4 separate regions of the Homo sapiens genome follow, and regions 2, 3 and 4 are each linked to region 1. The links are chromatin loops, found by intact Hi-C in ENCODE. Cell type or tissue: PC-3. All regions are shown on one strand. Region 1 holds the start of ELAVL2 (ELAV like RNA binding protein 2). Region 2 has its middle 480 kb from the start of ELAVL2. Region 3 overlaps ELAVL2 (ELAV like RNA binding protein 2). Region 4 has its middle 480 kb from the start of LINC01239.

Region 1 (2,500 bases):
TGGTGCTATCTTTCAAGATTGAAAAGAGAAATGCTGGCTGGAAAAGAACGTAGGTCAAATGAATATTGTGTCTACTTATACATCCAGACGATCCTGAGGACCTCACTTTCACTTAGAGGAAGAAACAATTATCATGCATAAAACTGTATTTTGGTCTCCTGAATGCTGTTAAAATATGGGGTTGTAATAAAGTAGTCTTCCTCTATGAAGCAGAAGCATTGATAGCACTTGGTCTTCTGGTTAAACTTCTTAAATCCTCACAGAAAGAGCCCTGATAAAGGTTCAACTATCTTTGCTGTCAGCAATACATGTGTGGTCCAAGGACTGTACCTGTCTGCAAATGCAGAGGAGTGGCTTGTTCCAGTTTTATATACAGCTGCTCTTTTTGAGAATCATTAGACACCTCGAAGTGAAGGACCTTAGCTCTACTCAATACCTCTTTTTCTGGATAGGATATTTATCCTACACTTTTCTATTCTAACATGAAGTGAAAGCCAATTCAAACCGTGCAGCTTTATTTGAGAGCATTTCTGACTTCATCTTTATCTTAAAAGGATGCTTTAAAAAGGGGTTCATGGGGACACATAAATCTGAAATATGCGTATATTAAAATAAAGACATACAATTACCTAACATCTAATACAAAATACAGTACTGAACACAAATCGAAAAAAGGCATGCGGGCAAATAATGGATGTACATTCATCCCTTTCACTCAGATCAAAGAGAGGGAGCTCTCAATGACTCATACATACCGGACAGAGTTAAATGTTATAAAGAAATATGCCACAGATGCAGCAGTGATGGCAAAGGAAATGAATCTTTCTGAAGCAGAAAGATTTAAGAGGAAAGGAGATCGTGCCATATCGCAAACTCTGATAGTACAGTTCCAACCCTCCCACGTTGCTCTCTCCACATTTCTTTTTGCTTCTTGCATTTCCCTTCGCCGCCAGTGTTAAGAGTGTACCTCCCCGCACAACTTACCTTGAAACGGGACTCCATTGAGCTCTCGAGAGTGACACAAGCCCATAGCCAATCGTCTCACGCGGCCCCGCCTGGGCGGCCTCAATGGAAGCGTGTGGACCAATCAGGATCCTGGGGCGATGAGCAAGTTACGTTGTGGCGCGATTCGGCGTATACTTCCGCGCGTGCTGCCCGGGATAGGAGCCTGGCAGAGCAGCTGCACACACGGCAGTGCGGAGGCAGAGAAGGGGTTGGTGATACGGTGCTATAAATCTGTGGTCCAGTCCACCTCCCTTTTAAGACGTCCTCCCCCCTATTTCTGTTCTTAGTTAGAGATGCAGCAGCTTACTCCTGTAGCGACCTACTAAAAAGCAACAAGGAGAAAGACATCGTCTTTTTGAAAAAACGTTCTTTCGTCTCTTTTCTTTGTTCCTTGGTTTGTTTTTCTTGCCCCTTTTTGTTTAGTTGAACGGCAATAGGAGGGTAGTCTCTCCGTCTTTTTAAACTCTTTTTTAAGTTTCCCCTCCCCTTTCATATTTTTTTTCGCCATTTCTTTTAGCATTGGACTTTGGGGTCGAAAGCGTTTCTTTTTATTTGCTTCTTTTAAGCCGAGCACAGTTTAGGTTTCGTGCTGTCTTAAGAGAACTATCCAGCAGCTTCTTGCTCATCCTTATTGGGAGAACTGCACCGTTACTTTAAAAACACACATACACAAAAACCTTAAGGGAGAAAGGTAAGTTTCGGTTTGGTTTCTTTAATCATTAGTTGCAGCGATGCGCTGGCAAACCCAGAAAACCTGTAAGTGAGCGGAATACAGAATATGAAGTTAATTGCACATGTTTGTCTCATTTCAAAGCTACTGTTCTGCTTTTTTAATTTTAAAGAGCTAGACTAAAAGACGGTGGACGCATGCTTAGCGTACTGAATATTCGTAAATGTCCATGGCAGAAACTTAAGTGGTAAATGTGGCCAGGGGGGAGTAGGGGTACAATGGGAGGTTAGATGTGGAGTGAGCTTCAAGATTGAGATCGGAAGTTCATTTCGTGGGGAGAGAGTGATAACTTGGGTGTTGGGGATGCATGCCTCTACTTTGGCTCAGCAACGGAAGGACGGGAGAGGCTTTACAATCATTAAGGGGAATCAGAAGCCTGGACTGGCAGATTAGACCAGCGAAAACCACAGGCTTAATTGCATTAACCAGATAGCATGTGCTGGGGAGATGGGATTGCCAGATGGAATTTAGATGCTGCACCAGGCAGCGAGTTGTAGTTGACTGAAAAAAGTACATGCCGCCTGAGGGCTGGGGCTGGGGCTGGGCTGAGGCTAGGGTTGTTAGAAGCTGTCAGAACTCATCATTGTATGCGGGCTCTGATTCACGGACTCCAATTATCATAATTCAGTTTTAAAAGAAGATAGCCAATTTGGGGCTGAATTCTTAAGCCTGTACCGGATATGAGATTCCCTTTGTTCAGAAAAGCGTAAATAAGATCCTTGGAGCTGTGTCTATGAAGTGCCGGCTGCTTGGGAGCCTCGCTGT
Region 2 (2,500 bases), 480 kb after region 1:
GTGCTCTTGATTTGACTCTCAGCTTGAATATTATTGGTATATCAATTCTACTGATTTTTGTACATTGATTTTGTATCTTACAACATTACTAAAGTCACTCATCAGTTCTAAGATCCTTTTGGGTGGAATCTTTAGGGTTTTTTAGGTATAGAATAAGATTGTCAGTGAAGAGTGATAGCTTGACATCTTCTTTTTCTGTTTGGATGTCTTCTGTTTCTTTCTCTTGCCTGATTGCTCTGGCTAGCATTTCCAGTGTGATGTTGAATAGGAATGGTGAGAGTGGGCCTCCTTGTCTTATTCCAGTTCTCAAGGGGAATGGTTCCAACTCTTGCGTTTTCAGTGTGATGTTGGCTGTGGGTTTGTCATAGATGGCCCTTATTGTTTTGAGGCATATTCTTTTGATATTTAGTCTGTTGAAGGTCTTTTTTTATTCATGAAAAGATATTGAATTTTATTGAAAACTTTTTCTGCATCTATTGAGAATGAAGCTTCATTAGGCTGTTTTTGTTGTGCATTTTATTTTTGCACCCCATTTAGCATCTTGAGTTCTAGATTTCCTAAAACTAGGAGGCTCTATTTTGAGTATATGATTTACCATCCTTGCTGATGAGGAAATCTTTCATATGTTCATTGACTCTTTGTTTCCTTGATTTTCCTCTCATTCATTTGTTCTTTCATTTGTGCCTGTATTTATTCATTTATTCATTCCCTTGCAATCACTCATGAGTTTAACTATTCGTTCAATAAGTCTTTGTTGAATTTGTTTAATGAACGTATATCTACATAAAGAGAAACTCAGAAGACACAGGAGTACACAGTACAGTTCAATCAACCAAAACTGTTGCTAAGAATTCATGTTTCTTGATGTCAAAGAATTTGAAATTCCTATAACTTCTTGACTTGCTATTCACTTTTTGATTCCTTACTTCTCCAAATGTAGCAATCACCAAATCCCATTGATTCTGCAAATTAGTATTTCAGGAATCCAAATTCCTCGCTCTCACCTCACTGCCACTACCTTGGTTCTTCTACTGTATGTGTTATTATAAGAGCTCCTTAACTGGATTTCTTGACACCAGTCTTTTCCACTTCTCATCTACTTTTCAAAGAGTAGTATTTAGAAGATAAAATGTTGTATTGGTAATCCCTTACTGAACAACTTTTCTTTCTTTTTTTTTCTTTTTCCTTTCTCAAGCCTGCCCTCTCCCAGACAATGTTTGAATTGCCCTGATTATAAAACCCTAGATCCATAGCAGATCTGCAAGTCTTTTCATGATGTGTCTCTCCTTCCAGCACAACATTCTGTCTCAACACTGTCATTATATTTTGTGATCACAGACATAGAAAAAGACGTACTGTAAAGCAAAGAGATCATTCCTTTGCTCTGTTCTGCCTTGAACATCCTCCTGTTTCCTTGCAACATCCCTAACCCCTTTCCATTTTTACCTGGTTAGTTTTCAATCATTTTTAAGTTTTCAAACAGATATTCCCACTTGTACTAAGCTGGGTCTCTGGTTACATGCTTCCTGTAGCTCTGCACTATCTCTGACATACCACTTACCACATACCCTACATTCTGGACTCTGAGCACTATGAGACAGGGACTCTGTCTCCTATTTTTTTTCCCACTTAATTCCCTTTGTCTGACACATCATAGGTGAACAATAACACTTGCTACTTTAAGGCATTTTTCTGAACCTAGTACTTTTGTAGATTTTAAGCCCAGATCGAAGAATTTTAGATGTTGATAGATAAATGTGTACACACTCATCACATGTACACACATGCACACAGTTTTCCATTGGTTATTGCATTTTATGTACTATGTTCAGGGAACTTGGGAAAAGTGCTCTACAAGCCTAAGGATCAGATTGAAAAATAATTGTTCACTTCATCAGGCTGTTAATCCTACATGCCTGTGGTGATAAACCCCAGAAAATCTGGATAATCCTATATAATATTCAGAGAAAGCTGGAATCAGCTATAAATACATATCAAACTGTCAAATAGCATTATTATTTAGACAACTCTGCAGTCCCTTCCAAATTATATTAGGCTATTCCTGCTCCATGAAGTCTTTCCAAGCTTCTTCCCACTTTTTCACTGTTATTCCCTGTACTTTCTGAATTCTTGCTCTATCTACCTAACCCTCTCACATTTCTCCCTTTTCCACCTTCTTTTTTCTTTTTATTATTTTGGTTTTTTGACACTTTTCTTTTCTGCTTCTTTATGTCTCTAGGACTTCTGTCATCCTCTCTGACATTTCTCTTCCTTTTCTCTCATGTCCTTCCCTCCCTTGTTGAATTTTCTTTTTTTATCATGCTTTTGTGTGTCTCTTCTTTCTCTCCCTTTGCATTATCTTCTCTCTTTTCCACTTCTTTTACCCTCTCCTAGTGGCGTACTGTGAATGCCTGCCCCTGTGTGTTGGGCAAGGGTGGGAGGAAATTGCCCAAAGACCACAGTAAGACCCAGTGTTCTGTGCAGTCCTGTTTATTCTAGA
Region 3 (2,500 bases), 110 kb after region 1:
CTTTCCCTATGGTTATTCTCTAATGTCTAATCATGTTGTGAGAGAAATATCTTGGTAGACTTAAAGTCATAAAACAACACTCACTAATGTTTCAGGGGTTATCCCCTTATGTATTGAATAAATTTTTCATAGTTGCATAACTTATGTCAGCCCCACAAAATATGTGTAGGTAAAACTTCCTTTGGCTCTGTGGGGAGGGCTTTTAATAACATTTCTGTTATTCTTTTTCCTTGCTTTCTCCTTTATCATACGTGCCTTACACAAATTTCCATCTCTGCCTGTTAAATGCCATAAGCAATCTGCAGTGTTTGCTGTTACTGCTTTTTAAATTTTTAAAAAACTGGTACAGTTTCTACTGATTGAGGATTACCAAAGACAGGCTGCCCTTGAAAGAAAGTGAGCTGGCTTCCTAACTTCTTTGTGTATGTATACCTGTATACATACATTAGATCCCTGATAATTGTGTCAAATCAGGGCCCAAAACACTAAATCTTGGATAGCGTATGGTTTACTTGTAATGTAGATAGGGCTTGCAGATTGTGTTTTAAATTTAAAACAGGTGTTTAAATGGGGATTGTTGACATAAAACATCCTTTAAGAGGAAGATTATTTGTTAGGAATTTTTCTCTGGGTGTTTGAGGAATCCTATTTTTAAAATACGTTAAAGATTTAGTAGAAGTAGTTACTTTATGTTCAAGACTTCCCACCCCTTAGGGCTTTATTATATTATATGGAACCATAACAAGACTAATAGGCCTGTCTCCAAGTTTGTAGGAAAGGTCAGTAGCTTTAAAAGATGTGCATGGTGCTCACCTTGCCCACAAAACAAAGGGCCAGGATAAGCAAATGTAAAAGTTTTTGAGAAGTATTTAATTGCAAGTTGTTTTTTTGTTTTACTGAGACCATGTAATCTTGGCTATACAGTGTTGGACAGGGAGTATCTGTAATTAAATATTTTATAAACATTTTGAGTGCTTAATGTGGGCTAGTTAGCTTTGCTAAATGTTTGAACAGCATTAAAATAAGACAAGAGGTAGCCTTGTCCTTGATGTCATTGTGTAGTAAGGGAGACAGCACTTAGTTTATATGACCATTATTTGGATATATGATGAGTAAGTGCAGAATACAATGAAAATGGATATGCCACTTGCTGTCTAGAGGCCTCTGTGTTGATTTCAGAGTTGATGGTGTTTTACAAGCTAGGTTTTATTGGGCGGAAAAAGAAGAAATGTATTACACATAAGGGAATGTCTCATTCAAAAGCACAGAGGCCTTCACGTGATGTGTACCTTTTAGGAGAAGCTTACATCTGAACACCATAAAGTATACTTATTCTATCAAGTAATAACCTTCTACAAAAATGATTGGCAGGAAAATTTGATTAAACCTAGCCCTGTACTTTACATTTATCCCCCTTTAGTGAGGACCTAATTTATAAGAGAAACAATAGGAATGAATTTTGGGTGGATCAAGTAATTTGCTCGTAGAAACATATTTGCCTTGCTCTGCAAAGATCCGTGGAGACCCATGGGACTCATTTAAGTATTTACAAATGGTATCAAGATGAAGTTTCTCTAAGCAGTATTTAGTGTACACACAGAGGAAAGGATCATTATATTTTCATTACTATATGAAGTAGGTCAAAGAAGACTTGGGTTTCTGAACATTGTTGCAAAGCAGTTTTTCTTCTAGTTATAGTACAAAGGGAAACTTAACTGTAGATGGCATTTACATTTAACTTTACTACCACACTGATTTTGACTGTTCTCCTCACCTGCGTTATGATGGGAAACTGTCTCTGTATTCTCCTTCCATACATTTCTGTCTGATAATACTTACCAACATTTAGATTGTCATTCCTCTGCTCATAAAAGTTTTGCCCTGACATTCAAGGTCTCTAGACTCTGCCCTCAACTCACTGTTCTAGTGTTGTCAGTGTCCTACAGAAATCTTTATTCTGGCTCAGCTGGGCTCTTCATCATTCAGTATGGAAGCCTAATTCTCCATTGCCTTGGATTATTCTCTGCCTACATGGCCCTCTAACCCTGTCATTGATAAAGTTTTATTTGGCCATAAAATAAATTAATAAAGTGGATAAAAATTTCTTAACTATACATTTCCTTTCTCATCTATTTGGTGGTCTGCTCTCTGAGGGCAACGGGATTTTTGTCTTTGGAGAGCAGCTTGCAGAATGTTTTTATTTATAACCTCTGCATGAGGAAGCTTCTGTCTATTGCTTATAAGAGACAGTGAAGACCTGCTCTGTGTGCTCAAAGACGAAAAAAGTCACAGTTTAAGTGAAATTAAAAGTTGAGATTCTTGGAGGTTTTTCGTTTTGTTTTGTTTTTGTTTTAATGCCATTTTTAACTTTGGGTGTGTTTTTCAAAACTTGTTGGTAGGTGTCACTATACATTGAAGATGTGGTCGGATGAAGGATATGTAAAGGACTTAACAGCTTTTTTGTTTCATACAAAAACAAAGTTTTTTTATATATACATAT
Region 4 (2,500 bases), 700 kb after region 1:
CACTAGTAGGCCATTGACTTTAAACTTAGTCGAGGTTAATATTTATTTTGACAAACTAAAAAATTTCATCTTAAATAAAAAGGTATTGCTTTTCAGGTCATTCCACCAAAGAATCAAGGGAGGAGGGACTGGCAACTGTTCTTAAATGCTATCTTAGTGTTGATAGTTTGCAAATATGGAGCATTTATTGTTTGATTTTTGCCTTCCTTACAACCTAAGTTTGGCAGAAACCCTGCAGCATGTTCTCAGGGAAAAAGAAAAAAAAGCTTCGACATTTCAACCATCTGCCAGATATACCTATCAAATTATTCATTTCTGAGGCTGCTTAAGGTTATTTAAATTCATAGCTTTTCAAACTACTGACAAGGTTTGCACATTGTGAAGAAAATGAATATTGTTAAGGGTTAAATGGACAGCTTCACACTTTAAATGCATTATAAATTCACCCCAGGCACTCTCCTACTGATTTTTCTCTTTATTATTTTATTTTACAATCAGGGACTCTTCATAATTATGGACCATGCTGACAATCGGCATGACAACAGAAATATTCAAACAAAACTGACCCAGGTATGAGGCAATAGTTGCATTATACCTCCAAGGAAACATGCCTTCAGATACATTTTAGATATAGAAATAGTACTTCCAGAAACAAAGATATACAGCTGAGCCCCCAGCCTGCCTTGCTGGGCATATATACCCCACTCTGTCCAATTTATGTGGGTTGACGTGAAGACAGGCAAGACCACCCTTAGAAGTGGTCATTGTTAAAATGTAGGCCGTCTATCAAGAGAAATTGTCTCCCAGAAATCAATACCTTAAAAACTCTTGTGGCTAAATGTTCTGCCAGACACTTTCAAATTTTTATTATGCTGAAAATAGTGTAGAAATAGTAGAAGTTCCATTTATTTGATTTCTTTTTATCACAGTCGGCCCATCCTCGATCAAGTTTCATAATTCAAAGATATTAATTTACCACCAGGTGTAGTTCAAACGAATGTTGACCTTTGATTTACAAAACCCCTTAGATTTACTCTATGCCTTTCTTAAGAGAGTTCCCTTTTTCATATACCACAAGAAAAGGCCTGCAAAGTTGAGGACATGATTTAGGATGCTGGACCTTGCACCCCCTGGTGGCCAACACACATGCTTCATTATCTTTCTTTTTATTTGGTTTTGCAAAATTTGTTCAGCAAGAGATTGAAAAAATATTTTAATAAATTTTGATGCAAAGTGGCAATCATACAGTGAGAGCCTGACAAGTATAGTATGTTCAAAAATAATTACCCTTGGGCCCAGGATCTGTTATCGGGTCACTATAATAAAACCATGCTTTTTGCTGTCAGACATACATAGCAGAAAGACATTCCAATTCTGCCTCAGCACTAAACCCAGGCCAGTTACTTAACTTTTATGATCCTTAATTTTCTCAACTGTAAAATAGGGCTGATAATTTTATCTAGGTCATAGTGTTCTCGGATGCAATAAATGAGAAAATATATTACAAAGGCTTAGCTCTGTGATTTTGAAGTACTGGAGAAATGACTGCTGAAAGTGACAGTTGTAATATGATAGTTAATATAATATCACCATATCGGCATAATTGGTATAATGATAGCTGATAGTTGTAAATAATAGTTGTGAACAGTTGTATGCAAAATGGAGTTAGGTTTTATTGTATGAATTATGAATATTCTGTATTTACTGGTAGTCCTCAAGTTCAGATATATAGAAAGTAGAAATTGTTTTTCTTTTTCCCTCTGTCCATAGAAACGAAATCATAATTATGAAGAGCTGAGTCTAGACAAGCTTGCACGGGTCTGAAACTGTTCCTTTGCCCTGAAAACAATAGAAAATTGTGTGATTATAATAGCACTTATTAAATCAAAATACACAAATTTCTTATAAAATGTACAGTGTTATATTAGATACGGTTGAGTGAAATTTTGATTTCTTAGAAAATAATAAATACCCATTAAAAAAGACTTCTGCAAAAATAGGGGACATTTGGTCACTGGCATAGGCCTTGGCGCTTACAAGCAGCAGAGCTTACACAGCTATGTTGTCAGGTGTCCCAAGTTTGGATTCTGGTTCCATCACCTGAAAAAGCTTGTGACCACAGGAAATTTTCTAAATCTCTGTGCCTCAGTTTCCACATCTATGCTAGAGGCATAATTATAGCCTTTATCTCATAATTATTTTTTGAAGAATGTATAAATTCGTATGCAAAAGTGTATTCAAGGTAACTGACAGCCAGTAATAGTAGTACTATCTAACCCTGTATACACCTCCTTCATATACACTGCCTGGTGAATGTTTACTGACATACTTAAAGAATCCTTGAGTTGAATATTTTTAAGATGTTTAGTTCTGGGGTTATGGTTAATAGTCATCTTCAAGATAATGAGGAGAGAATGAATAGATTTTCTCTTCCACCTTTCAGTCTTAACAATAATGATAATGTAAAGCAATACATCGACTTTGGTTAGGGACAAATAGA

The links. A loop is a pair of places that touch in the nucleus more often than their neighbours do. Peaks named below come from ENCODE experiments on the same cell type or tissue, not always from the same donor. Only the 100,000 strongest peaks of a DNase experiment are listed, where the experiment ranks them.
Region 2: a loop joins it to region 1, with 4 times the contacts of the local background. A loop is called at or near these places in 1 of 110 quality-filtered maps.
Region 3: a loop joins it to region 1, with 4 times the contacts of the local background. A loop is called at or near these places in 1 of 110 quality-filtered maps.
Region 4: a loop joins it to region 1, with 6 times the contacts of the local background. A loop is called at or near these places in 1 of 110 quality-filtered maps.

Annotation. Positions count from the first base shown.
Region 1 is chr9:23,825,002-23,827,501 of GRCh38, reverse strand. ELAVL2 (ELAV like RNA binding protein 2) reads left to right here and starts at 1,262. Exons shown (of 7, transcript NM_004432.5): 1 at 1,262-1,696. LOC105375992 (a long non-coding RNA gene) reads right to left here and starts at 1,074. Exons shown (of 3, transcript XR_929519.3): 1 at 985-1,074. In PC-3, no CTCF peak of the experiment used is centred here; a DNase peak (open chromatin) is centred at 1,061; H3K4me3 peaks cover 2,138 bases.
Region 2 is chr9:23,342,494-23,344,993 of GRCh38, reverse strand. No RefSeq gene overlaps it. Among named protein-coding and RNA genes, the nearest start is that of ELAVL2, 480 kb to the left of the region's middle. In PC-3, a CTCF peak has its summit at 1,234; no DNase peak of the experiment used is centred here; H3K4me3 peaks cover 325 bases.
Region 3 is chr9:23,716,322-23,718,821 of GRCh38, reverse strand. The region is part of intron 3 of ELAVL2 (ELAV like RNA binding protein 2); the gene reads left to right. Among named protein-coding and RNA genes, the nearest start is that of ELAVL2, 110 kb to the left of the region's middle. In PC-3, no CTCF peak of the experiment used is centred here; a DNase peak (open chromatin) is centred at 1,181; H3K27ac peaks cover 303 bases.
Region 4 is chr9:23,121,864-23,124,363 of GRCh38, reverse strand. No RefSeq gene overlaps it. Among named protein-coding and RNA genes, the nearest start is that of LINC01239, 480 kb to the right of the region's middle. In PC-3, a CTCF peak has its summit at 1,139 (motif pointing left); a DNase peak (open chromatin) is centred at 1,103.